Linked DNA regions of Homo sapiens: region 2 is linked to region 1. The links are chromatin loops, found by intact Hi-C in ENCODE. Cell type or tissue: endothelial cell of umbilical vein. All regions are shown on one strand. Links, peaks and the distances in the headings refer to the core of each region. The heading gives the core; the rest is flanking DNA.

What was found. Hi-C counts contacts between places; a loop is a spot of excess contacts. Peaks named below come from ENCODE experiments on the same cell type or tissue, not always from the same donor. Only the 100,000 strongest peaks of a DNase experiment are listed, where the experiment ranks them.
Region 2: it touches region 1 in a loop (16-fold over the local background); 83 of 110 quality-filtered maps call a loop at or near these places.

Annotation. Positions count from the first base shown.
Region 1 is chr3:159,609,100-159,621,019 of GRCh38, forward strand. The region is part of intron 4 of IQCJ-SCHIP1 (IQCJ-SCHIP1 readthrough); the gene reads left to right. All of the region lies in intron 1 of SCHIP1 (schwannomin interacting protein 1), which reads left to right. Among named protein-coding and RNA genes, the nearest start is that of IQCJ-SCHIP1-AS1, 150 kb to the right of the region's middle. In endothelial cell of umbilical vein, for the core only: a CTCF peak has its summit at 7,318 (motif pointing right); a DNase peak (open chromatin) is centred at 7,362.
Region 2 is chr3:159,801,925-159,813,844 of GRCh38, forward strand. All of the region lies in intron 4 of IQCJ-SCHIP1 (IQCJ-SCHIP1 readthrough), which reads left to right. The region is part of intron 2 of SCHIP1 (schwannomin interacting protein 1); the gene reads left to right. It overlaps LOC101928351 (a long non-coding RNA gene), which reads right to left. Exons shown (of 4, transcript XR_007096144.1): 2 at 2,787-3,004; 3 at 338-581. It also overlaps the pseudogene RNU2-31P. Among named protein-coding and RNA genes, the nearest start is that of IQCJ-SCHIP1-AS1, 39 kb to the left of the region's middle. In endothelial cell of umbilical vein, for the core only: a CTCF peak has its summit at 3,426 (motif pointing left); a DNase peak (open chromatin) is centred at 3,377; H3K27ac peaks cover 251 bases.

The DNA.
Region 1 (11,920 bases), core at 3,921-11,920:
TAAACAAAGTTCTCCAAGTTATATCAAAATTTCAAGAGAAGACAAGTGCAGTGGCTAAATTTTCCAGTGGAGGGAGGGCATCAAGAAAGGTTCCACAAAGGAAGAGCTATTCTAGTCGATCCTTTAGCAATGAGGAGGAACCAACTAGGTGGGTAGGGGGGAAGCACACGTGTGCAAAGGAACTGGAGTGAGCAAGCAGGTTGTATATTTGAATAGTGAGTAGTCCAGTGTTCATAGGCCATGAGGTACGTAGAAGGGAAGAAAAGTGAAATAAAGTTAGAAAAATGCTCTATTATGTCACTTTATGTCTCAGCTAATGGCAAAGGCTATTAGTTGTTTGTAAATATCCAGGATCCTTTTCTTTAATGAAGTAACTCCTGTGTTTTAGCTGAGTGTGTGGCCGCTTAGCTGAAGTATTTCTCGTTGGCCTTCCTGGCAGCTTGATGTGGCCTCGTGACTAAGGTTCAACCAAAAAGATTGTAAGTGATAAGTGCCACTTTCAGAATGTGCCCCCTAAAGAGCCTGATATGAGTTCCTCCAGCCCTGTCCCTTCCCACTAGGTGGGAGATGGAACCAACAGAAGCAGCCGCTTAAAACCTGGAGATAGCAGAGTTGCCCTACGAGCCCTGGACGACTCGCCTCTGAGTGTTATGTGAGAGATAAACATCTGTCCTATTTAAGCAACTGTATTTTAGGTATTTTTTTTTTACAGCACTGATATGATTACATTCTGGAATTTAGAATTTATTTGCTAAGCGATGGAAAACCACAGCAAGCAGAGAGGGAAATGACCTAATCAGACATGCATTATGGAAAGCAAGAATTGATGGGAAACGATGAAATGGAAAGACAGGAGTGGAAGGACCTATGCTACGAGGGGCTGCCTGCCCTATGCCACATACTATACTAAGCATTATTTTGCTAAGCATTGTCTCATTTAATCCTCATAACTTGTAAAGATGATATTATTACCATTTTACAGATGAGGAATCCCATGCTCAGACAGATTTGATAGAAATGCTCAGGGTCTCACAGCTGGTTGAGTGGCAAAGTTGGAATTCAAATCTAAGTTTGTCTGTCTCTAAAGCTAGTGTTCTCTCCTCTGCACCCAACTTCCCCCTAGATGAGAGATGACATGGGATGGAGGTGGAGTCAGTGGTAAATAGCAGCAAACGATATAAAATACATTTCAGAGGTGGAACTGATAGGAACCGTTGACTGACAGCCCTGGAAAATGAGGAGTTACCTACCTATTCACTTATTCATTTTCCAGGCATGAATCCGAGATTTTGTGGGGGGTGATGTTCTGTCACTGACCTATTTGGTTTTTTTCCAAGTCGGATTCAATATTGTATTTGTCTTGTTCTTTTCAAAGCTCAGTTTGTTTTCTCACTTTGAATGCCAAATGTGGTTCAAAGACCCTTGCAGTGGAAGTCTCCAAAGACTTCCTACCTCCCTCTGTTTTCATTAGGGTATCTCTCTTTCCTTTGCCACATCAAACACCTACCCTTTGGAGTTTGAAACAAAATCTATTGACAATATTCTTGTAAAGCTGGAAAACTGGTTATATTGCTCCCTGCTATCATTAGCGTGAAATCGTCTTTTGCTTGGACCAGAGGTCTGGTATAGAATGGTATTAAAAAATCTCTATTGCTCTTCAGAGCTTGCATGGAAGATGGTTTAATTGTGCTGTAACATGGAGATATAAAATTCTGGTCATTTTTCAGTGAAGAGCTCAATGAAACATCCAGAGGAAGAGTTTGAAAATCAAATTAACCTTCCATGACAGGTGTATTTGTGTTTCGAAACTCAACCTCCATACGTGATAATATCTTATTTTTATCTAGCAGTTCACAGATTTAAAAATAATTCCATATTTATTATGACATTTTACCCTCTTAATAACTCTAAGAAGCAGGCAAAATAAGAATATTATCTCCAGATACAGAAGAAGAAATAGGTTCAAGCAGTTAGGCGACTTGGCCATGGACTCTGTGGTATAAAGCCAATACAGGCAGGGCAGAAATATAATTCAGAAGCAAAATGCTTCTTCCTATTACAAACTCTGTGTAGATAATTTCATGAACTTCTAGAAAATTAACTCAACTCCTTTAGCACAGTCAAGTCCGGGGAGCCAGGCTTATGATTCCAGTTCTTATGAATGTCAGAGATGAGATAGTTGAGAAGTTGTAGGACACACTCATGGTGCAGCTGATTAAAAATACGAGCTCTTGCAATACTATGCAGCCATAAAAAAGAATGAAGTCATGTCCTTTGTAGGGACATGGATGGAGCTGGAAACCATCATTCTCAGCAAACTAACACAGGAACAGAAAACCAAACACTGCATGTTCTCACTCATAAGTGGGAGTTGAACAGTGAGAACACATGGACACAGAGAGGGCAACATCATACACCAGGGCGTGTTGGGGGGTGGGGGGGAAGGGGAGGGAGAACATTAGGACAAATACCTAATGTATGCAGGGCTTAAAACCTAGATGACGGGTTGATGGGTGCAGGAACCCACCATGGCACATATATACCCATGTAACAAACCTGTATGTTCTGCACATGTATCCCAGAACTTAACAAAAAAAGAGCTCTGCCATTATTTTCCCAAAATAGCATAGGTAAACCCACTCTAATTTTTTACATATGAGTAAATTGACCCCAAGAGTGAACTGCAGTGAACTGAAGAAGATGCCCATCAAATACACCAGAAGACCCTCTGCTTCTGACCCCACCTGTATTGCTGGGTTTCAGTGTCATTCACTCCACTCCTCTCCTCGGTGTCTTTCTCCTTGACCCCCTGTGTATTTCTCAATCTCCCTCTCTCTTATAAAATTCCATATAATTTTTCTCATAAGTGGAAATTATAATTTATAAAATTCATTATTAATTATTCCAGGTAAGAATGATTAATATTGCTGTTAAAATCAAAACTTTACAGGCATTAAAACTGTACCCAATAAAACTTATTAACTAAAAATTAGTGAAAATATAAAATATTCTTGAGAAAATTTAGTTAGGAAAAAACTGACTCAAAAAAACTGTACTTTGCAGAAATAATGGCCATAAGAGAAAAACTCATGATGACCAAAGCTATAATCATTTTTTAAGATATCAATGACAAAAATGAATACTGATATAAAATTTAAACGAAAAGAATTGATCCTGGTGAAAATAATTTTAGTAAAATAAAAATGGTAAGGGAAAAATATTAAAAACCATTAAATGCACTCTATAGAAAATTAATCAGGAAATTAAACTGGCCTAGAGGTTTTCACTCCAGAAAATACTTTGTTGAACCAAATAATTCAATGTTGGCATAATTCTGACTGAAATATTTATATTAAGAATTGTTCGGACATGCGCGGTGGCTCACTCCTGTAATCTCAGCATTTTGCGAGGCCAAGGAGGGCAGATTACCTGAGGTCAGGAGTTCAAGACCAGCATGGCCAACATGGCGAAACTCCGTCTCTACTAAAAGTAGAAAAATTAGCCAGGTGTGGTGGCGGGCACCTGTAATCCCAGCTACTCAGGAGGCTGAGGCAGGAGAATTGCTTGAACCGGGGAGGCGGAGGTTGCAGTGAGCCGAGATCACGCCATTGCACTCCAGCCTGGGTGACAAGAGCGAGACTGTGTCTCGACACTAAAAATCCTTTACCAAAGACTTCAGATATCTGAAAGTCTAAAAATTATTTCCTTAGCCAGGAAAATCTCTTCCTTGGACTGGAGTTTTCATCTCTTTCAGATGAAGATGTTGAGATAGATTATTTTTCCCTTATTTAATCAGATGATTAGCCAGATGTAGTTTATTGTGTTTCTATAATTATATGATGAGGTAGATAAGTATTAAATTCTTTAACAATTTTTAAAACTAACTTCCAAGTCATTGTAAATGGAAAGAGATCATGAAAGTCAGTCAGAAATAAACACAGGCAACATGTCATTTTTGGTCACATAATATGAAGACTTAGACAATTACTCATATAAATGACAGAGTTAAAGCAATGAAAACACTTTGTCACTCTGATAAATAACAAAAAAATTGATTTACTGTATAAACCAAGACAAAAATCTTCATTTTTCATTTTTGAAATTCTGCAAGATAGAATATGAGAGACACCCTTGAATCTATATGAATAATTGAGTCTGAGGTTTAAGTCCTCAAAATCTGATTTTTTTATGTCTTATGTTACTGGCCAGACAGAATATTTCAATATTGAAGTAGACACTTCATTCAGAGCAATCATAAGATAATAAAGCACATTATGGCAATATAAAAACAATCAACCAATGTAAAATTGAGTCAAGTAAATAATCAATAGGTTTATGAATTTATTTTGTCAAAATTTGTTTTCTCTAATTTTGTTATGTATATCTGATCTCACTTAAAACTTCAAACATTGTTTAAAATATTCCTGTTTGAAGGCATTTTCACTAATTACAATTTCCTGTTAAGGTGATTTTATGACCTACGGGTTGAACTTAAGATGCATCCTGACAGCCCATAGCAAAATATGCAGGGCACTCATTCAAAAGCCACTGTTGTGCAGCAAACCATCTGGCTAGAGAAGCCAACAAGATCTACTATGAAAGGATGGTGATCTTGGTTCAGATAGCTACTGGCTAGTCCTCCCATTCCCAGGCTAGAGGAACTATAGGTCCTCAAAAAGAAGTTAACATGCAGATGTGATCATTTTTGCTCATTTATCTATGTATATATTTGATTACATAAAACAAAGCATTCCAACAAAAACTTGGATTTCATTCAGAATCATTTGTCTCAGAGATCATCGAGGTTGTGTTCCTTGGCATATATAAATTATTACAGTCTTCAATTAATAACAATAATGTATATTAACATTTACTGACACACTCGCTGTTCTAAGCGCATACGTATTTAACCTGTACTAAAACCTTATGGGGTAGGTGCCATTATTATCTCCACTTTACAGATGAGGAATCTAGGGTTCAGAGAGGTCCTATAACTTGCTTAAAGTCACCTAGGAAATGTCAGATCTAGGATTTGAATATAAGTAGTGTGGTTCTAAAGCCTATGGAGTTCAGCCTCCCCAGAATAGTGTGGGTTTTGGGAAGAAAATGATTGCATACAGAAATTTAAATTTATTTTCTACAGCAACCAATTGAGAGCTTTAGACATACATTTTCTCTTTAATGTGGAAGGCAACTCCTTTGCAACTGTAAATCTAAAGGCCATAATTTCTTTGGCAAAATTATACTGTGTCCTAATATGGATTTTATTTTCTCATCTTAAAGTTTCCCTTTCTTTTTTGACTACAATAGCCATTTAGAATTCAGTGTACCTTAAGAATTCTAGGTTAATGTCCTTATCTTGTTTTTTTTCACCCCGTGTGTGGGTCACAGCTGCCTTATCTCTTTAACCTAACCACGGTGCTGTTATTTTTTCCATTTGCATTTTGGGAAGATCAAGTGAGAGGAGTGATGGAATAACACCAATATACTCAGTTATGTTTTCTTCATCCCTAACCTATCTCAACCCTTCTCAATTCTGGTAAGACTGTGAAAGTGACCATGTTCAGAAAGGCAATTGCGTAGTTTAAACCGCTGTGTTTAAATGAAAAGGTGAGAAGGAAGCTTAAATTTAAAATAACTTTGATTTCTGTTAACTTTCACTGGAAAACTATGCACTTGATCCCTAAAAATAAAATGGAATCGACTTTTGTTCGTTTATTTAATGGATATTTAAGAAGAGCCTGCTATCAGCCAGGCACTGTGCTAGGTGCGTGCAAGGGACACGAAGTGAAATAAGGCATGACAGACTGTCCTCAAGGAGGTCACAGGACAGCCAGGAGATTCGGACAGGAAGACAAACATGAGAATTAAAAATGCACAGGTGCCGTGATAGTAGGTTCAGTGAGGATGTGAAAGAGAAAGAATAAATTCTCCTTGGTGGTGGTCAGGAAAAGTTTCCTCAAAGGTACAATGCTTTGGTTAACTCTCAAAAGAAAAGTTTCAAGGCAGCCAGCCCAAGAACGGGGTAGAGGTAAGGGCATTCCAGGAAGAAGGTACAGAGGGACAAATATCTAGACCCAAAACCACAGGTCCCGTTCAGGGTTCTACAAGGCATTCAGATCATGTTCAGTGTTGTGAGGAAGAGGGAAGAGCTGGACAGGTAACCAAGCCCTGGAGGCCACACTTAAACAAGTTTGTACTTTCTGACGGGAGTGGGAAGCAATTTGGGATTTTAAGCAAGAGAGTGGAGAGTGCTAATATCAGATTTGTGTTTATGAATTATCACTCTGGTTGTAACTTGAACAGTAGAGGAAAAGACAGCCAGGTGGCTGATTAGGAGACTGTTTCGTTAGAGTGAAAGACGTTGAGCGTATACTAAGTCAATTGAGAGAGCTACAGTTGGCCTACCTGGCACCTTTATGGGATTTAGAAAAAGGCACCTCCCTCCTCACCTTGGACTGAGAAGTCCCATTGGCTTGAAGATGACCCTTACCTGCCTCAGCCAGGCTCCTTTGTGTGAGTACAAACTGCTTAGCACATGCAGCATGTCATGACCTTGGCAGATGGTGTGGGGGTGAAGAGGAATAAGGTTCACCTGACAGAACTGAATAGAATGTGGGAGATGCAGAAACGATGAGTCTAGAATGACTCCCAGATTTCTAATTTGGGTGAATGACAGTACTATTTACAAAGAAAGAAAATTTGATTACAAAAATTGATTTGAAAGAACAGAGAACTATGTCAAAATGAATGCTTTCAATGTACATGTGCTGGAAAAATCAAAACATATTTGTCTATCCAGAGAGGTCGCTTGATGATCAGCAGTGCCTAATTTTACTAGGATGTAGCTTTCTCTGTGCCCTGTACAGTTGCCCTGTGGCTCCAGAGAGTCTATCTGAGGCCTGCACCCCATCCCCTACTCCTTCAAACCTAGAGTTGCTTCTCTTTTCCCAGTCTCAGTGATGGGAATGTGGGGGACAAGTCCTCTCAGAGAGCCAAGTGCACATTCTGCTTTCCTGAGAGCTGACCTGGAATACTATGAGTAGAGTTTGGGGCTTACAAGCTCTGGGGCAAGATAGCATTTTTGTTTTGTTTTGTTTTTTGTTCCCCTGCCTCAGCCTCCTGAGTAGTTGGGATTACAGGCATGTGCCACCATGCCCAACTAATTTTTTTTGTATTTTTAGTAGAGACGGGGCTTCACCACGTTGGCCAGGCTGGTCTTGAACTCCTGACCTCAAGTGATCCGCCTGCCTCGGCCTCCCAAAATGCTGGGATTACTGGCATGAGCCACCACGCCTGGCCACAAGATGGCATTCTGAGGCTTTCCCTTGCATCCAACTGGGAAAGAGGAGAGGACCTATTCCTCTTCTGACAGAGCATAACCATATCAGAAATTACCAAGGAAATGATCAACCATATGAGGGCTGGGGACATGGACGATTTCTTTCAGGACCTCCAGGACTAGACACAGTGCCACGTAGAAGAGGAATCATTTATTATTGGTTGATAGAAGACTCCTGTCAATGTGATATCTTCCTTCAGATAGTATATCAGAAAGCCTAGGCTAGGCCATGCTGTGGTCACAAATAACCCCAAAACCTTAATAAATTAGAGCAACACAGGCTTGTTTCTCATGCATGGAACATGTCCCTTGCAAGTTGGTTGAGGCTCTCCCTTACCTCATCATTGTCCTCACTCCTGGATTCAGGCTAATGGAACAGCCACCATCTGGAACAGCCGCCATCTAGATCTGCATTGTCCAATATGGTGGTCCCTAGCCACATGTAGCCATTTACATTTTAATTAAAATTCAATAAAATTAAAAATTTAATTTTTCAGTTATCCTAGCCATATTGCAAGCGCTCAATGCCACATGTAGCCAATGGGTACTCTACTGGAAAATATAGATGGGGAATATTTCCACCATTACAGAAAGTTCTACTCAACATGCTGAGTTAGAGCATTGATGCTTTTGGGTTCTTGTACCAGCAATTAAATGTCATGTGGTCCCATCCAACCACTAGGGTCTAAAAAATACAATTCTTTCCTGTGCTCTGAAAACAGAGAGCTAGAGATATCTGGTAAGCAACATTAACAACTACCTGTTGAGGTAGAGAGAAAGAGACCCCAGAGTATGGTGCTTTGGCATGTTGAGTGTTTTGAATTTAAAGACCTCAGAAATAAGCCTTAGAACCAAGGTCTCTTTCTGATCTTTCCCTGCCTCCCTGTCTCTCCGATCCCCTTTCTTTCTGCAAGCAACCAGAAGGAGCTTTTTCTGAAGTTTCCTTATCTGATTAAGCAAAGTTTTCCCAGGAGAAATGCAATTGTCTTAAAACTCCCTCCCTAACAATCTCATTAAATAACCAGGAAAGATTGACCACCAGACAAAGGAAGAAACTTACAGTCTTCATCACACTCAGATAGACTTTTCATCTCTTCTTTTGTGGGCAGTTCTGAGAGACTACCTGGGAGATTTTATCTGCATAATAAAACAATCTTTGTTCACAGTCAAGTTCCAGCCCTGACCTTCCCACCATCTTCCCCAGAGCTCAGAGCTTTGTCCCAGATGATTATTCTTTAGGCTCACTCATTTCTCCTGAAAACCATTTACTACCCCCCCTAGGAAGAGGGTATATAAGCTTCAACCACCAGGCCTTTGAGTCTCATATTTTATACAGCTCCCGTGCTTATGAACAATAAATTTTCTATGCATTTTCTTCCCATTGATCTGTCTACTTTCAGTTCATTTCAATGAACATTTAGCGGGCAGAGGGGAAACTTGACCTTCATCCCTACATACCCATTCATGACTTCAAGAGTTCACCCTTCCCCTTACCTTTATTATAATCCAGGGTGTGAACAGGGAGAAAATAACTCATAATTTGGACATGTGAAAAACAGAAAAAAAAATTTAGTGTTTTGCTCCAAGATATCACAAAAAGTTGTGAACTCAGAATGTTCACTGGGCTCAACATCTGCATTATGCATCCTATCTTATCTTCAAAATGACCCTGTGTAGGTATGCTGTACTTTCCACCTTAAATATGGGGAAACTGAGGCTCAGAGTGGTTAAGTGACTTGACCAACAGAGGTCTACCTGATCTCAAAGCACTGGAGATGCTCTATATGGAGAAGGAAAATACTATTTCCCAGGTTTTTTAAGTTTTACTCTTCAGTTCCATGTTATCACTCAAATTCTAACTTCTAATTTTACAGAAAGGCCTTAAAGAAGCTGGGTAGGTATATTTGGCTTAGTTACAAAACTATTCATTTAAAAGCCTTTGTAGGCATGAACAACGATGAACACAGACAAGAAATGAGTCTATTTCATATGCTGAACTGTTTAGAAAACATATGTATGTACACATTTATGTTTATGAAACTGATCTGGGTGATTAAGCTCCTTGGAAACCCTGAAAATCTACGGAAGAAAATTTGTGCAAAGTGTTCAACTATGATGAAGAGACTATTAAGTATGTGGCATTCGTCTTGCTCTTTTGTTTTCTTGAAGTAGTCCTTCTACCAACTTTCCATCTTCTTAGATGCAAAACGAAACAAAACTTAGACTGTCAGTGCACAGTTCTTGCTCATTTGTTAGCACTGGAGCAGAAACATTGTTTTCCGTATAGAGTTGGGGAAACTGTGGCCCTGGCAGCAAGTCCTCCAGCCCTCTGAGTGCTGGCCATAAGCCTTTGACCTGCAACCCTTGTTTCATGAGTCCTGCTTGAGATGGGAGTGTGGGGGCCTGCTCCTGGTGGGCTGTTGATTGCATCCCGGAAGCCACATGGCCTAGGCCGTTTTCCCCTTTGATTGGCCAAATAAATCACATCATCTCACCTCAGTACTCTTCCTCTCTTTCCCTTTGCAGCATTCCTTGGCAGGGTAAACAGCACCATTTCAGCAATTTTAAAGGTGACTTCCAATAAAATATGTATGTAGATTTACTTCGGGGCTGGTAGCCTGGGCTGTAAATTTATACCAAGTCAACCATGGAAAGCCCTTCAATTAAAAAAGAAGAAAGAAAATACAAAAAAATAAAGTTTCCATCAGCATTTATCTTTGGATTTTAAAAAGTGAATGTATTTCTTTTCTCCTCTTTTTTAATGGAAAAGAAAAAAAGAAAACATCCATGAAGAGCAACTGACTGAAGCACTTCAACAGCCTGGTTCATAAACCTCTCTGGTAATGCCTGGAAATAAAGAGAAATCTTCAGTGTCACCAAAGATTGCTTCTCACCAACCCTGTGCTTTCAGCTGCAGACGTGCATGCCTGACAGCCTGTACCTCTGGAGTGCAACTGGAGCCATTGCCATTGGTTCCCCCTTGCTTATGAAAACAGAGGGATTAACAGACACTGAAAGAGAAACCCCACTGAGCCACCAGCATCAGTGGGCTTAAACGCTTTTTCCTACTGCCAGCCAGAATCCTTTCAAACCTCAGCACCCATCTCTTTTGAGGAAAACTGTCTTAACATCCCTGTAAATGGATAACCTTTGGCTTCTGCCAAACAAAGGCTGCAGATTGTTTCTATTTATTTGCCAAGAATTTATTGGAGTCCATAAAACAAATTTCTGTAGCTGGGGAAACTGTACACTTTTTGTTTGTTGTTATTGTTTTTAATCTAGGCTGCAATCCAAAAGTTTGCAGCATGAGTGAACTGTTGTGGTTTGCTTTCTAGTTTTATTTGGCCTAGAAAAAGAAAACAAATGGCAGTGCTTCGTGTAACATCATATATTAGAGGTTTCTAGTGCTTGGTATTTGCCTTATCATTTTCAAAACAGAATCTTAGAAAGGGGGAATGCTAAAACATGAAGTCCATGGTATATAAAGCAGTTCTTTACCAAGTAGTAAAAGCATTAATAAAATCAAATTTACCTTCATAACAACAGTGTACCTAGGTGAGTAGAAAATACATTTATCTCATTTTATGGATAGGTATACTGACTCAGTCTAGGACCCATCCCATTCTAAGGTCATTCACTGTAGAAACACAGAATCAGCTGGAGATAGACCAGTGCCTCTGTCACTGTCCCAGAGTTCTTACCCTCTGTGCTTGCTCCCTGCCTTGCAGAATATAAGAGATTCATTTAATTTTGAAGCATAACACTTCATGTGAAGGGCCCTATAAAAAAATGTGTGACAAGGCCCTACTAATTTTGTAATACTAAAATGTATCTCTGATGCCACTGAGTGTTGCATATTTATTAGAGCTTTTGTTCTGGTCCAAAATGGAAAATGGGAAACAGGATAAGAAAAATGGCACTAAGAACTCCATGATAGGCCATGCATACTTCTGTGGAATGGCATGTTCCTTTGAAGATTTGATTCATCTGGAAGCTATGACATGCATAAAGCCCAATTTCAACTGGATAAAGAAATAGACAATGGCATTCATCCGAGTTTTGTGGTGACTGGAAAGAAGTTTGGTAAAGTAACATAGCAACCATGTCCCTTCTTTCTTTTCATGCCCAGACTCTTCAAGTGAACTGACCCTATAATTCTTGGGAAATAATACACTTTGCAGAACATTGTAAGAAGGCACCATTGGAGGCAGACCAGATGCTGTGGACTGGGTCCCACTCAGTTCTGTCCTCACACCTGGTGCAGTGCTGGGCACATTCTGTGTGATCATGGGCATGTGGTGCCTGTGTTTGGCTTGTTGGGTGTAGAGATCAGTTGACCATGTCAGAAAAACTAACAGAACCATGGAGGATCATGAGCAAAGCCTTTTCTTTTCCTTGAATATAGCTTCAGGCTTTTTTTAAAAATTGTTTTAATTATTCTTCTCATGGCATCCCTTAAACTACCTAATCATGGAATTAGCCTGACAGTCGGATTGTAGCTCTAAGTTTGTATTTTCTGGTATTTGCACAAATATGTTAAGCATCTAAAAATATAACATTTCAACATGCCTTTTATAA
Region 2 (11,920 bases), core at 1-8,000, 190 kb after region 1:
TGCTACAATTAATAATATCACTATTGTCATTATAAGTGTGATTGACAGTTGAAGAAACTAAGTCTTAAGGAAGTTAAGGCCACCATGGTTATAAAATTAGTCAATTTTAGAGACTAAACCTTATTAAATCACAGGTCTATGGACTTAAAATCCATAACCTTTCATTTATACCAATAAAAAACAAAAGAACAAAGAGGGCCTTTTGTTATTGTAACACCTTTATGTGCTGGGTGCATTGTCCATATTAGCTTATTTATTTATTTTTATTTTTTGGCAGGTACTGTATGAGGTTTCATTTTATAGATAAAGAAACTGAAAAAGAGGTTAAGTCACTTACCAAGGTCACATTGCAAGTAAATGGCAAAGCCAAAAAAATGCTCCTATGTCTGAATGCCAAGGCTCCTGATCTCCTGGAGTGCATTGTATCTAATTGATAGTTGCAAGTAACCAGTATTTTACTTTTAATTGATAGCAGACATTTAAGAGGTGTGTGTCACTTGCAACTAGAGCAAATTTTCTTCATTTCATAAAATTGCCAGCTACAGTAGAAGAAAGCAGTCATCTTCAATAGATAGGGTTTTCTGTAAAATAAACAAAAGGGTTTTGTGCCTGATTTTAAAAAAAAGAATTCTATTTCTTTCCATGTCTGAGAGGTGACCTTTCTGATGTTATACTGTGGGTGGAATTCATTCTGGAGGTTGTGAGTGGGATTTTGGGAGTATGATGGGAATGACTGATGAATCCATACTCCATTTGTAAGTGGCTTGTCGTGATGATGAATAGAGAAAACATAAACAGTGGATATAGCAAAGTATCAGTTTGGATTAGGTTTAGGTGTAAGTGACAGAAAATCTAAAATGCTAGGACTTCAGAAAGGATAGTAGCTTATTTCTCATGCATGTAAAAGAAGTGTGGAGGTCAGGAGTCTTAAGGCAGGTTCAAGATGACTGAAGGTTTTTTCTTTTTTCAATCCTGCTCATCCTCAATACATGGCTTTCTGCCTCATGGTCCAAGTTGGCTCCTTAAAGACCTGCTATTGTGTTGTAATTGACTGTAGGAAGGAGAAAGGGAAGAAGAAGAACACATCTCCTTTCCTTTAAGGACACTTCCCAGAAGTCACACGTGACACCTCTGCTTAAATTCAGTTAGCCGGAATTTAGTCACATGGTTGTGACCTCACACACATGCTGCAAGAGAGGCTGGAGAATGTATTCTTATCCTAAGCATCCATATGCCCAGCTAAAAGGTGTGTATGTGTGTGTGTGTGTGTGTTGCAAAGGGCAGGGGGAGTTCTATCAATAAGGAAAAAGGAGAAAATATATTGGGGAAAGACTAATAAAGTATCCCATAGAAAGAATCAATGAAAACGAGTTAACCATGCAACATAGAAAGATTACTTCCATTCCAGCCTCTATTCCAGAATACCTACCAAGTCCTTTGCCTAGGATAGGAATTCTAGAACAGACGTGTGGGTGTAAGTCCTAAACTTTAACTCTGAGCACCTGTTTTTCAGTGAATGATAAAAATTGTTAGGAGCCCACATCTTTAAAAAGAAAGGCAAAGATAACCATATCCTTTATTTTTTTGAGCAGCTCCTTTGCACACTGCTTCACTACAAATAAGACCTACCTAAGGAATTAGATCATGCACTAAGTCCAAACCTGCAGTTACTTCAGAAGCTTGTGACTTCCATTAGAAAGTCTGAACTCTCTAACGTAGATACAGACCCTGCATGTGGGGGTTGAATTTCAAAGTTCTTGTGCTGCTTTCATTGGCATGCACCCAGGGAAGTGTATGTATACATTGGGAATGTTTAGGGACCTGGCTACTTCTCTGTTTTCTTCTGTCACAGCGTTCCTTCGTCCAGGGGAATACTGAAATAATAATTCTAGCAACAATTTTTTAAATGCCAAACCAATTACATGTATATTTCACTTAAGCTTCAGAGCAGCCTGAATGGTAGGCTTTATCCATTCCCATTTTACAGATTTAGAAGCTCAGAAACAAAGTCACACAACTAGTAAGGAGATGTGCCAAGATTTAAACTTAGATCTGTTGGACTCCCAAATCCATACCCTGCATCACGATGGCCTCACACCTTTGAAAAATAGTACAATGACCCTTTTGATGTTTCTTTTTTGTATAATGACCTAAGGAAAGCAGAGAGGTCAAGTCAACTTTCCCTGGTCCCTGCAGTTGTAATAGGGCTCCCTTCACCCTCTCAGTGATTCTTTACTGAGTTAGAGGTAAAACCCCACAATGAACTATAGGAAATCCCACTCTTTTAGAGCTCTGAGTATTTAGAGACTGATTTGGGCTGAGCAGGTGAGGGAGATTGGTAGCAGAGAGCTGGAACTGGAGGCCTGTTCTCTCTGTCAGTTCATTACTTTCAAAGGTCTGTTGCAGGGAGCCTCCTTGTCCTCCCAGTGTAAGGAAATATAATTGTGATCAATACATTTCCAAAAAATATATCTCCACTGCTAAGGACATGGTAAGGAAATGGAACAAATTAATAAAAAGGGCTTCTCAGCCAACTGGAAAAGAGGCAGGCCATGAGTATACAATGTCTTCCTCAGTTTTTCTTCCCCAGTTAAGCATTCTGGGTCCCCTCCCTCTCATTTATTTGCTGCTGTGATGTCTGCAGGGTAGGGTGAGCTGGCATAAAGTTTATTAAATAGTAGCTTGCAGATCACTTGCTACCACATTTTCCAAAGCTTGCCTTTGTCCCCTCGGTGTATACTTGAGATGCCTTCAGTCAGATGAAAATCATGGAAAACCAAACTAACCTGGCTTCACAGTGATGAGATTGGTTGGCTCCTGGTTAGGAAAGGCTTCAGAATGTGTTTGTTTCATTGGCCCAATGGGGCATCACCAGGAATGCTGTTATTTTTTTTCTTTAAACTTCTCTGCTCTGTTTTTTGCCGTCAGTTTCATTTACAGCTATCCTCCCACACCTTCCGGTTGCCAAATGATTTTCCTTTCCTTTGAGTTTATTCATCACTGTCTAGGGAGAGGGAGAAAAAGAAATGGTCACTTCCAAGAACTCTCTCAAAAGAGCCAGGAACTATTTTCCCAGTCATCCTCAGCAGATTTCTCCTCAATCTCATTGGCCCAAATAGGGTGTGGTGTTTATCCTTGAACCCGTAAGTGGAGCCAGGGGATGGGATAATGAGCCACAAGCCCTACCACCTGATCAACTTCCCCCAAGCACCTGGGCTTTGCAGGAGGAATTGAAGGTGCTCAAATAAAAGTTAAGGTAGTTACTAAAAGAAGGAGAGTGGTGTTGGAAGAGCAACTACAGTGCCTATTAGACTCCTGCTGTTCTGAGAATCAGCTCCAACCCACTCCTAGCAGCACCCAAGGAACTGGGGCTCCTAGCCTGACTCACAACTCTTGGAAGCTGCTGACCCCTAGTGTCTGAGGAAAGCATCGGCTCTAGAATCCAGAGGCATGGGTTTACCTCTCATGAGAATCACAGCGGCTGTGACACACTCACACACACAAGGAGGTTGTAAGCAAATTAAAACCTTTAGAAGTACTTTAATGAGTAAGTGAGTTTAATTGAAAGTCTTCCAAAGACACTGTAAGACTTAGGCCTCCCTCACCTTGCTGATCAGCAACCTCAGAACACTCTCTGTAGTCCTTTTCACACCTGTAAATTGTCATCCACAGTGTGTCTTTCTCTCTAGACAGAGGGTGTGCTTTTTGAGGGTGGGGCCTAAGTGCAAAACACCCAGCTCCTCACCTTGAACTCCTGCATGCTTAGTAAACACTTGTATGAGTAAACGAAAGACCCAACTGTTGTTCAGCTCTCCTTTCCTCTCCCCTTCCATAGCCATGGCTTTCTCTTATAAATATCAGCTCTACCAGCTTAATTGTACTCCTTTTTTTTTTTTTTTTTTGAGAGGGAGTCTCGCTCTGTCACCCAGGCTGGAATGCAGTGGAGCGATCTCGGCTCACTGCAACCTCCGCCTCCCAGGTTCGAGCAATTCTCCTGCCTCAGCGTCCCGAGTAGCTGGGACTAGAGGTGCCTGCCACCCACACCCAGCTAATTTTTGTATTTTTAGTACAGATGGAGTTTCACCAAGTTGGCCAGGCTAGTGTCAAACTCCTGACCTCAGGTGATCCACCCGCCTCGGCCTCCCAAAGTACTGGATTACAGGCGTGAGCCACCGCGCCTGGCCAATTGTATTCCTAATAGGACAACTAAGCAATCAATTGTGTTTTGAAGCTGCATGTTATACGAATGGGAAAATATTCCAACAACCCCAAATACACATCTAAGCAGCTGCTTTTGTGTTGTGGAATACCCACTATCTGGTCAGTAGAGAAAGCAGAATTTTTTATTATAAGCAGATCAACATTGCTACTGTGAATTCTTTGAGCAGTAGGCAAAGCTGTGTTAGAATGGGTTCTTCTTTGGTCTGTATGTGGCAGGTAACAGGACTTCTCCTGTGCTTCATGATTTGGGTTAGGAAGAGAGAGGAAAGGCAACAACATGGTAATTATAATATAGAATGACTCAAGACAAGAAAGAATAGGTTTTTGTTTTGTTTTGCTCTTAATTGACTTGTAATTCAAGCGTGAAATGTGGCAGCTTTCAGGATTGGAGAAACTTTGCACAAACCCAATATTAGAAGTTAACTGCCATTAGCTGTGGAGGGCACCAAAGGACAGAGAGGATTTCTCAATCTGGGAGCTGAAGGCGAGTTCTGGGGAACAGCAGCAGCCACAGCTGTAGAAATCCTGACAGCTGTTCAGTCTTGGCAGGCAGGGCTGCTGCTCACACTGGAGAAGCTGCGGGGCTTCCTGAGCAGGGCCCTCCACTCGCGTGGTGCCTGTAAGACCTGCTCTGGAGTGGAGGCATGCACCATCTTTCTTTTCCCCTTTTCACAGAGGAGGAGAAAAATGGGCAGATAAGTATCATAGCGGTCAGGTAGGTCATGGGATAGGGAAAAAAATCAATCATTGAAAAGGAGTGACTGGAAAACCACACTGTAACATTGTGCCCTAAAGTATTGTATCAGTTTTGCCAGCCTGCACTTGTCTCTTAATTATGTAAACTAAATGCTATGTGTTATCAAGATTGTCATTATTACAATTTTGTTACTTTGTAGAGAATAAACATAGATAATAAATATTAGTTCTACATTTCAGTTGACAGATTTCACAATTTTGCTTCAGAGTCCTTCTTTGGGATACATCGCCTTCTTGCAGAAATAAGGATTTTGTTCAGTCAGTGTTTAACAGAGACTTTTAAAAGCTACTAAAGTTGCAAACCACTTAAGAGTTGTAAGTCTATCATAGTCCACCCATTTGAACAGTCCCCTGTTTTAACCTGTATTTGTGCTTCGGGGAGAAAGTGGATGGAAGAGGCTCCACGCTGGCTTAGTCACACTGATGTATGAATAAACGGGCAAGTAATGGATGACCTGGGGTTCATGCCAGCCAACTCACCTGCACACCTGCTTTCACAAGCACTTGACAAGGCACCTACCTTTCTTAATGTGCCAAGTACATAATCTCTCTGATTCTGTAAAAAGATTAGCTGTTAGGAAGATTACAAAACTTTGGGTACAAAAATAAGAGTATTTTTAGAATTTTGTTCTCCATGTGTTAATTTTATCTTCAGTGGGTTTTGTTTGTTTTGCTACCTCTGCCCCACATCATAATTTATGTGTGTGTTTGTGTGTGTGTGCTGAATAGATGATCTCTAAGTAGGAAAATTCTCTTGGGAAAAATTCTCAGCATGAGAAATGTGGGGAAAATACAGCTGGACAGCTGTTTAATTTTGCCAAGAAAAAAATGAGGACTTGTTCTTTGCTGGTGCATGAGACAGGGCTGTGTCACTGCAGTGTGAGTTGTGAAGGAGAGAAGCAAACACACAGGCAAGTGTTTACACCTGCTGCCTTCTTAAGTCCTCCCAATAACCCTGTAAGGCAGGTACTACTTCTCTTGTACAGAGGAGGAAATTGAGGCCTAGCTAAGTTATGCAGTGTGCCCAAAGCATAGCTAAACAGTGTGGCCAATTTTTAAATCCAGATGTTTCTAACTCAAGAGCCCTGTTCTTCTTACTATACCAAATGGCTCAGCCCTCAAGTTGTTGTCTTAGAAATAAAAATACAAACAACAAGGAACATTTGTTCAGCTTAGTGTTTCTCAACAGAGTAAGAGATAGCTTCTCTGGAGCCCTTATGCTTTCACTAAAAATTCAATTGTTTTGTTTTTATTTTGATAAGAACCCATTAATATTAAGCATATTCTGGTTCATCACCTTATAAGCAAGGACTGCTCTGTGATATAAGTAATGCTGGTTCTATCTGTGTTTACATTGACACCAAAAACTGTTTCTCAACCCCCAGAGATTTCAAGCTAATTTACCCAATATCCATTCTTCCCCTCTACCTTACTAACAGAACCCTAATTTGCCTGGAATCAGCAATAGTCCTATGCTTCTCAGACTCCCTTGCAGTTACAAATGTTCATGTGGCAAGGTTTTAGCTCATGATATCTGAGCTATTAGATGGGGCTTCCCAGAAAGATCCTTAAAGTGGCTGACTTTTAAGATAGATAGAGGACATATCAGGTATTAAGCTGGTAAGAGCAGGTGCTACATTTGATCTCAGACAAAAGGTCAAGAAGCAATGGTCAATGTCTTTCTCACTCTCCAGTCTTTCTCCTCATCTAGCCAGGAAGGAAGGTGAGATATGACCATGAGGGCAAGAACACATACTAGCGTGGTGGAGGCAAAGATATAAGGAGTCTGGGTCTCTAATGACTACAAAAAACCCCTCATTATACCAGCCCAGGGTGTGGCTGTCTGCAGACACTTCATTATATACAAAAAATAAGCTAATTACCCCCCTCTACTAAAAATACAAAATTAGCTGGGCGTATTGGCACATGCCTGTAATTCCAGTTACTCGGGAAGCTGAGGCAGGTGAATGGCATGAACCTGGGAGACAGAGGTTGCAGTGAGCTGAGATGGCGCCATTGCATTCTAGCCTGGGCAATGAGAGTGAAACTCCGTCTCAAAAAAAAAGAAACTTTTTTTTTCTTTCTTTTTTTTTTTTTTATTATACTTTAAGTTCTAGGGTGCATGTGCACAACATGCAGGTTTGTTACATAGGTATACATGTGCCATGTTGCTTTTCTGCATCCATCAACTCATCATTTACATTAGGTATTCTCCTAATGCTATCCCTCCCCCAGCCCCCAACCCCCCGCAACAGGCCCCAGTGTGTGATGTTCCCTGCCCTGTGTCCATGTGTTCTCATTGTTCAACTACCACTGATGAGTGAGAACAAGCAGTGTTTAGTTTTCTGTCCTTGTGATAGTTTGCTTAGAATGATGGTTCCAAGTTTCGTCCATGTCCCTGCAAAGGACATGAACTCATCCTTTTTTATGGCTGCATAGTATTCCATGGTGTGTATGTGCCACATTTTCTTAATCCAGTCTATCATTGATGGACATTTGGGTTGGTTCCAAGTCTTTGCTATTGTGAATAGTGCCACAATAAACATACATGTGCATTTATAGTAGTATGATTTGTAATCCTTTGGGTATATACCCAGTAATGGGATGGCTGGATCAAATGGTATTTCTAGTTCTAGATCCTTGAGGAATTGCCACACTGTCTTCCACAATGGTTGAACTAATTTATGTTCCCACCATCAGGTAAGCCGAGATGGCGCCATTGTACTCCAGCCTGGGCAATGAGAGCAAAACTCCATCTCAAAAAAAAAAAAAAAAAGAAGCTAATTTTTAAAATAGCTTTATTAACATATGATTTATAGCCAGGTGCAGTGGCTCATGCCTGTAATCCTAGCACTTTGGGAAGCCGAGGCAGGTGGATCATTTGAGCCCAGGAGTTCGAGACCAGCCTGGGCAACATGGTGAAACCCTGTCTCTACAAAAAATACAAAAATTAGCTGGGGCATGCAAATGTAGTCCCAGCTATTTGGGAGGCTGAAGCAGGAGTATCGCTTGAGCCCAGGAGGCATAGGTTGCAGTCAGCCGAGATTGCACCACTGAGTTCCAGCCTGGGTGGCAGAATGAAACCCTGTCTCAAAAAAATAAACCAAAGGGATATAATTTACATACCGTAAAATTCACCTTTTTTGTTGTTGTTGTTGTTTTGAGACGGAGTCTCGCACTGTCGCCCAGGCTGGAGTGCAGTGGCGTGATCTCAGCTCACTGCAACCTCCGCCTCCCGGGTTCAAGTGATTCTCCTGCCTCGGCCTCCCGAGTAGCTGGGATTACAGGCAGGTGCCACCACGCCCAGCTAATTTTTTGTATTTTTAATAGAGAGTGGGTTTCACTATGTTGGCCAGGCTAGTCTTGAACTCCTGACCTCGTGATCTGCCCACCTCGGCCCCTCAAAGTGCTGGGATTATAGGCATGAGCCACCACGCCCGGCCTCAAATTCACCTGTTTTAAATGCACAGTGATTTTTAGTAAGCATAGTTTTGTTCAAACATCCCCACAACCAAATGTAGAACCTTTCTGTTATTCCCAAAACATTCCTCTTGCTCATTGGCAGTCTATCCTCATTCCTACTACCAGGCCAAGGCAACCACCGATCCACTGTCTTTATAAATCTGCCTTTTCTGAACATTTCATATAAATGGGATCATAGAATATCCAATCTTTTACATCTGGCTTCTTTCACTTAACATATTGTTTTTGATAGTCTTCCATGCTGTAGCACATAACAGTAGTTCCTTCTTGTTGCTGAATAATATTCTATTGTATGGCCGTATTATATTTTGGTCGTCCATTTACCAGTTGATGGACATGTGGATTGTCTTCACTTTTTAGACCTTATGAATAATGTTGCATGAATACATATACATCTTTGTGTAGATGTATGTTTCCATTTCTCTTGGGTAGATTCTCAGGAGAGGAATTGCAAGATCATATGGTAAATTTATGTTTCATTTTATAAGAAACTGCCAAACTGTTTTCCAAAGTAAGCACACTATCTTATATTCCCATCGGCAATGTATGAGGCTTACGGTTTTTTCATATTCTTATCAAAAATTATTTTGTCTTTTTATTATATTCCTTCTACTGGGCACGAAGTATAATAGCATCTCCTTGTAGTTTTAATTTTCATTTACCTCACGACTAATGATGTTGAGCACCTTTTCAAATGCTTATTAGCCATTCATATTTCTTTGGTGAAATACCTATTCAACTGTTGCCCATTTTTAATTGGCTTGTCTTATTATTAACTTACAAGTGATTTTTATATATTCTGGATACAAATCCTTTACCAGAAATAGTATTTGTGTATATTTTCTCCCAGACTGTGGCTTGCTTTTCATTTTCTTACTGATGTTTCTTGAAGCACAAAAGTTTTTAATTTTGATGAAGTCAATTTTTTCAGTTTTTCCTTTCATGGATTATGCTGTTGCTGTTGTGTTTAAGAACTCTTTGTCTAACTTAAGGTTGCAAAGATCTTCTGCTTTCTTCTACAAGTTTTATAGTTTTAGCTTTTACATTTGGCATATGATTCATTTTGAGTTCATTTTTGTGTATAGTGTGAGGTATCTAAATTCATCTTTCTGCATGCAGATATCCAGTTGTCCCAGCACCATCTGTTGAAAAGACTGTCCTTTCCCCATTGAATTACCTTGGCACCTTTGTCAAAAAATCAATGGACTATAAATGTAAAGTTTTATTTCTAGACTCTCAATTCTGTTCCATTGATCTACATGTCTACCCTTATGCCAGTACCACACAGTCTTAATTAATGTAGCTTTATAGTAAGTTTTAAAATTGGGAAGTCTTAAGTTTTCCAACTTTGTTCTTTTTTAAGATTGTTTTTGCTTTTCTAGGTCCTTTGCATTTCCATATACATTTTAGGATCAGCTTGTCAATTCCTGCCCAAAAGCCTGCTGGAATTTTTATAGGAATTATGTTGAATCTATAGATCACGTTGAGGGGCATTGCTATTTTAATAATACTGAGTCTTCCAATTCCTTTATTTAGATCTTTCTTCTTATAATTTCTCTTAGCAATGTTTTGTAGTTTTTTTTGTTTTTGTTTTTGTTTTTTTTTTTGGCAGAGTCTTGCTCTGTTGCCCAGGCTGAAGTGCAGTGGTGTGATCTCGGCTCACTGTAACCCTGCCTCCTAGGCTCAAGCGATTCTCGTGCCTCAGCCTCCTGAGTAGCTGGGATTACAGACACGTGCTACCATGCCTGGCTAATTTTTGTATTTTTAGTAGAGACGGGGTTTCACCATGTTGGCCAGGCTGGTCTCGAACTACTGGCCTCAAGTGATCCACCCACCTTGGCCTCCGAAAGTGCTGGGATTACAGGTGTGAGCCATCGCGCCCGGCCTGTAGTTTTCAGTGTATAAGTCTTGCACTTCTTTTGTTCCTAATTTTTCAAGTCACTGTTATATGGACTTTCTGATACATAAGGCCAAATTGAACTCATGATACATATTCTTATCACCAAATAAAATGGAAAATTTAAACAAGTGGAGGTGTACTTAATATACATAAATGATATTTCTATGTTAAGGCCAAATGGTGCATTGTGTAAACGAACAGTTTCACAGTGGAAACAATGGAGAAAACCGAATTATTACATGGCGTGCATATCCAGTCCAAATGAACCTTGTCCTTACAGTCAGTACCGTATGTATATAAGCCAATAAAACAACGTCACATGGCACAATAATCAGTATTGTTAATTGAAATTAATTGTATTCTATTTTTGTTTATATTTTGTAAATTCACTTGGATTTGTATAAGTGTTATTAGCAAAAGGAATTTACACCTAGTTTTACATGTATTGGCTCAATATTTTTTTCCTTTAATAGGTGTTGTCTTAGTTCATTTTCTGTTGCCATAACCGAATACCTGAGAGACTGGGTAATTTATAAGGAAAAGAGGTTTGTCTGGTTCACAATTCCAGAGGCTGGGAAGTCCAAGAAGCATGGTGCTGGCATCTTCTCAGCTTCAGGTGAGGGCTTTATGCTGTATCACAACATGGCAGAGAAAGGCCGAGAACCAGAAGGGAAAGCAGGAGTGTGCAGAAAGGGACAAAACATGAGAGGCAGCCTTGCTTTATAACAGCCTGCTCTCTCAGTGACTAAGAGATGGTATTAATCCCTTTCTGAGGGTGGATTCCTCAACCAAATGCCTCTTAAAGGTTCCACCACCTCTCAACACCATTACGTTGGGGACCAAGCTTCAACATGAGTTTTGGAGGGAGCTGACCATATTCAAACCATAGCAGCTATCTATTTTGTACTCACTATTGTGAAACACTGGCTCTAGTTTTTTTTTACTTTACAAAGCATTTTCAATTCACCATCTTATTATTCTCACAGTAACACTGGAGCTTGGGTAAAATAGGGCTTTTTAAAATTCCCGTATTGTAAATCATGAAACTAAGATTCACAGAAATTAAGTGATGTTTGTAATTGTATACGTCCATAAGTGGCAGTTCTGTGATTGCTGAGTGCAGTAGCTCACACCTGTAACCCCAGCACTTAGGAAGGATCTCTTGAGCCCAGGAGGCAGGAGGATCTCCTAAGCCCAGGAGTCTGAGACCAGCCTGGGCAACCTGGGGAGACCCCGTCTCTACAAAAGTTTTAAAAATTTGCCATGTGTGATGTGCTCCTGTGGTCCCAGCTACTCAGGAGGCTGAGGTGGGAGGATCACTTGAGGCCAGGAGTTCGAGGCTGCACTGAGGAGCGATCACACCACTGCACTCCAGCCTGGGCAACAGAGTGAGACGCTATCTCAAAAAAAAAAGAAGAAGAAGAAGTAAAATTAGGAGTTCAGGCTCCAAATCTCTTACTCTTTCCTCTATATCTGTATTGATTATTGATCACTTCCTTAAACCCTGCTAGGATACAAGAGAAATATAAAACTTTTGGAAAGCTTTATAGGTACCAAGAT